Regions from separate parts of the Homo sapiens genome. Here region 2 is linked to region 1. The links are chromatin loops, found by intact Hi-C in ENCODE. Cell type or tissue: Caco-2. All regions are shown on one strand.

Region 1 (2,500 bases):
TTTGAGACAGTCTCACTCTTTTCACCCAGGCTAGAGTGCAATGGCACAATCTCGGCTCAGTGCAACCTCTGCCTCCCAGTTTCAAGTGATTCTCCTGCCTCAGCCTCCCAAGCAGCTGGGATTACAGGCAACAGCCACCACACCCAGCTAATTTTGTATTTTTAGAACAGACGGGGTTTCGCCATGTTGGTCAGGCTGGTCTCAAACTTCCAACCTCAGGTGATCCATCCACCTTGGCCTCCCAAAGTGCTGGGATTACAGGTGTGGGCCACCACATCTGGCCACCTTTCTTAAATATTGCTTTTCAGCACTTTTAAATTTCTCCAAAAGTTTTCAGTATTTTCTGATGCATCAAACCCAAACCTCTCTGCTTAGTTTTCAACACACTCCAAATCAGGCCTTATGTAAATTTGAAAACTTTTCCACCATCCTCCACCCAATAAGAACCTAGACCAATCAATGTCATTCACATTTCTGTAATTTCTTTACTCAAGTCCTTTCAAATGACAAACATTGAACCCATTCAAGACTCAGTTCAGGGAATCTACTCTAATTATCATTAACTTCTTTAAGAGTATCAGAACTACTTTGAAAACCTAATTTACAAGGGTAAGTGGAACCAGAATATTTATCTTCATATCTACATATATGATATGGTTTGGCTCTGGGTCCCCACCCAAATCTCATCTCGTAGCTCCCATAATTCCCACATGTTGTGGAGGGACCCAGTGGGAGATGACTGAATCATGGGAGTGGGTCTTTCCTGTGCTGTTCTCATGATAGTGAAGGAGTCTCACAAGATCTGATGGTTTTAAAAATGGGAATTTCCCTGCACAAGCCCTTTCTGCCTGCTGCCATCCACGTAAGATGTGACTTGTTCCTCCTTACCTTCCACCATGATTGAGGCCTCCCCAGCCATGTGGAACTATGAGTCCAATTAAATCTCTTTCTTTTGTAAATTGCCCAGTTTCAGGTATGTCTCTATCAGCAGTGTGAAAATGGACTAATTCTATATACTTTCATTTCATCTGTTAAATTCTCATGAAAGTATTGCTAATCGGGAAATGTAAAACAGATGTTGTAGGAAAAAAAATTGTAGAATGGATTCCATCTTGAGTAATTGTGAAGCTTATTTCCTTTCAAACTTTTGTCTTTTAGTTAATGTCTCATGTTTTATTTTCTGTTTGGTGACAAACACATCAGAATTCAGATAAAAATCCATCTGCATGGGAAAAAACAAGGACTATGATTTTCTCCAAACATATATCTCTTAACTGAGATATACTGTCTTTCCTGCAAGAAGTTCAAAGGCTTTCCCCTGTGTGAAATCTGCTGCTCCCCAGTGGCAGTCTTCAGGGAAGCTGGGCTTGCAGTCCTCCCATTCCAAAGCAATTCACTCTTGAGCACACTCAGGAGTTCTGCAATCCAATTAAGTGGAAAGTCACAAAGCACACTGATGACAGGCAGAACTCTACCTCCTGTTGTTTCTAAAAATGCTATTTCTACTTTATTTTTCCTGAATCTTGGAAGATATGTTATAATTTCTGGTTAAAGTAAAAACTGTTTTGAGTCTTTGACTTTATGTGGAACTTAAAGATCCTCCACTTTTATGGGTTAATGCTCCTACAAGCCTTGTTTGGCTTGTTCTCTAACTCTCACAATGTTCAAATGTGATTTATAAAAGGAAAATTAATAAACATCTAGAAGACAATAAAAGAAATATTCTCATGCCTTCAGGATGAGAAACAAATTTCTGCAACAGGACACAGAAAAAGTACCAACAATTAAAAAAAAACTGATGAATTTGACTTTTTTAAAATCTAAAACTTATGTTCCTCAAATGACACAGTTAAGACAGTTAAAACACACACACACACACACACACACACACACAAACAGCCACAGACTGGGAGGAGATATTTTACATATATAAGAACAAATTAATAAGAAAAAATAATCTGTTTTTAAAATAATGAGCAAAAGCCTTGAACCAGCACTGCACAAAATAGAAAATCCAAATAAACATCAGCTTTGTGAAAAGTAATGAATTTCATTAGTAATCAAGGAAGTGCAAATAAAGATGCAATATCAGTATCGCCTATTTAGCTAAAATTCAAAACTTGAAATACTATATTTGAAGAATTAGATCACTAGACTACATCACTGATGGAAGCATAAATCGTTACCACCATTTGGAGAAACTTGTTGGTGTTATCTACAAAAGTCAAGAATATTCATCCTATGATAAAATAATCCACTCGTGAATATACAACTTAATAGAAATATGTGCACAAAAGTGTTCATAGAAGCATCATTATTCATAAGAGCCCAAACCTAGCTATAAACACAAATATCCATCAGCAGTAAAACAGATAAATTATGGTATGTTCTATAGTGGAATACACTACAAAAACTAAAACAAATAGCTACACCTAACAACATAGAAGAATTTCAAAAATATTGGGTAGAGCAAAGCCAACACACACACACATACAGAAGT
Region 2 (2,500 bases), 120 kb after region 1:
CTCCTCACTTCCTAGATGTGATGGCGGCCGGGAAGAGGCGCTCCTCACTTCCTAGATGGGATGGCGGCCGGGCAGAGACGCTCCTCACTTTCCAGACTGGGCAGCCAGGCAGAGGGGCTCCTCACATCCCAGACAATGGGCGGCCAGGCAGAGATGCTCCTCACTTCCCAGACGGGGTGGCGGCCGGGCAGAAGCTGCAATCTCGGCATTTTGGGAGGCCAAGGCAGGCGGCTGGGAGGTGGAGGTTGTAGCGAGCCGAGATCACGCCACTGCATTCCAGCCTGGGCACCATTGAGCACTGAGTGAACGAGACTCCGTCTGCAATCCCGGCACCTCGGGAGGCCGAGGCTGGCGGATCACTAGCGGTTAGGAGCTGGAGACCGACCCGGCCAACACAGCGAAACCCCGTCTCCACCAAAAATATACGAAAACCAGTCAGGCCTGGCGGCGCGTGCCTGCAATCGCAGGCACTGGGCAGGAGTGAGGAGAATCAGGCAGGGAGGCTGCAGTGAGCCGAGATGGCAGCAGTACAGTCCAGCTTCCGCTCAGCATCAGAGGGAGACCAATTGTGCAGTTTCAGTGATGAAAATTACTAAAACCCTAGATGAGACTGTTTAATCAAAGAATAATAGCACTTTGCTAAATTCTTATTGAAGTTTAATTTACATACAAAATTCTCTCATTCTAAGCAAACAATTTGATAGGTTTTGACAAATGTATACAGCCATGTACCCCATCAACACAATAGATATAGAGCAGAGGTTAATAGAACTTTTGGTAATGATGGAAATATTCTGTATCTGGCTTGTCCAATGTGGTAGCCGTGAACTACATTGGCTATAGAACACTTGAAATGTGGCTTGGGGAATTAGGGTGCTGAATTGTTAACTATCTCATTTTAACAGCACATAGCATTTTCTTCACTCCCAAAAGTTCCTGTTGCTATCATCTTGCAGTGTTACTCTAGTGCCCTCTACTGACAAAGCCTAGCATTCCACTAGCTGGCAAATAAATATTTATAGGATGCAACCTCACTATTACAAAGCAGGGACTAGAAGGGTAGATTTCAATCGATGACTGGTCCAATAGGTGTGCTTAATTTTGATGAATTTCAGTTTATCCATTTTCTTTGTCCTTTTTGTCTTACCTTAGAAATCTTTGACTAAATAGTTTCTCTTAGATTTTCTTTTAGAAGTTTCGTAGTTTAGCTCTTACATTTAGACCTATCATTCAACTTGTGTTAACATTTTTATATGGTGGCCAGGTATGGTGGTTCATGCCTGTCATCCCAGCATTTTGGGAAGCAAGGTGAGAGGATCACTTGTGGCCAGGAGTTCAGGGCCAGCCTGGGCAACATAGGGAGACCCCATCTCTACAAAAAATACAAAAGTTAGCCAGGCATGGTGGCATACCCCTGTGGTCCTAGTTACTCAGGAGGTTGAAGCGGGAGGATCACTTGAGCCCAAGAGTTCAAGGCTGCAGTGAGCTTGATTGTGCTACTGCACTCCAGCCTGGGTGACAGAGTGAGACCCTATCTCTAAAAAAAAAAAAAAAAAAAAAAAAATTACATGGCGTGAGGTAATGATATTTTTACATATGGATATCTAATAGCTTCAGCATTTGCTGAAACACATTTGTCAACAATCACTTGACCGTTTACATACCGGTCTATTTCTGAACTCTCTGGTTTATATGTCTATCCTTACACCAATGAAACTATTTGGATTATAGCAACTTTATAGTAAATCTTGAAATCAGTTACTGTGAGTCTAACTTTATTCTTTTTCAAAATTATTTTGGCTCTTCTGGGTAGTGTGCACTTCAATATAAATTTTAGAATCAGCTTGTTAATTTCCATTAAGGAAAATGCCTCCTGGGATATGCGAGATTTTATTAAATCTATAAATGAGGTTAACTGACATTTTAATTCTATTGCATCTTCCAATTCATAAATTCAGTATATCTTTCCATTTATTGTAATTTTATAAAATGTATCTAAGCAATGTTTTGTAGTTTTCCTCAGTTGTTATTCTGGGGATTAGACAAACTCACAATTCTTACCCCTTCTGGTTCAGAGATTAAACTTTTGTCTGTCTTTCAGCTGCTTTTCAATACTTTCTAATATCTTTAAATAGTTTTTTAATTATTTAACAAGTTTTTATAATTATCTGCTTGGAATTTGTGGGATCACTTCACTCCTCCAAAAGCAAACTCCTTAAATATGTTGATAATAATCAAGTCTAAAGCAAAGATTAGAGCTCTTCTTGGCTCTAAATTCTATCAACTTTCTAGTCACATCTGGTGCTTGCATTATGATATCTTCATTTTAGTCAGCTAAAGCCTGAAATAGGAAGAACAAAATAGACAAAGCAAGCTCGTTTTCTATCAAGCTTCTTATATTTGTGAATTACACAGATTAGAACAGATTTACCAATCAGAAAACCCAAAGATGTGGTCATTCTCTCAAAATATTATATTATAAAGCACGTAAAAATCCTCA

Evidence for each region. Peaks named below come from ENCODE experiments on the same cell type or tissue, not always from the same donor. Only the 100,000 strongest peaks of a DNase experiment are listed, where the experiment ranks them.
Region 2: a loop joins it to region 1, with 8 times the contacts of the local background. A loop is called at or near these places in 2 of 110 quality-filtered maps.

The regions. Positions count from the first base shown.
Region 1 is chr7:112,664,760-112,667,259 of GRCh38, reverse strand. All of the region lies in intron 5 of LOC101928012 (a long non-coding RNA gene), which reads right to left. Among named protein-coding and RNA genes, the nearest start is that of LINC03076, 48 kb to the right of the region's middle. In Caco-2, no CTCF peak of the experiment used is centred here; a DNase peak (open chromatin) is centred at 1,349.
Region 2 is chr7:112,549,114-112,551,613 of GRCh38, reverse strand. No RefSeq gene overlaps it. Among named protein-coding and RNA genes, the nearest start is that of LINC03076, 68 kb to the left of the region's middle. In Caco-2, a CTCF peak has its summit at 977 (motif pointing left); no DNase peak of the experiment used is centred here.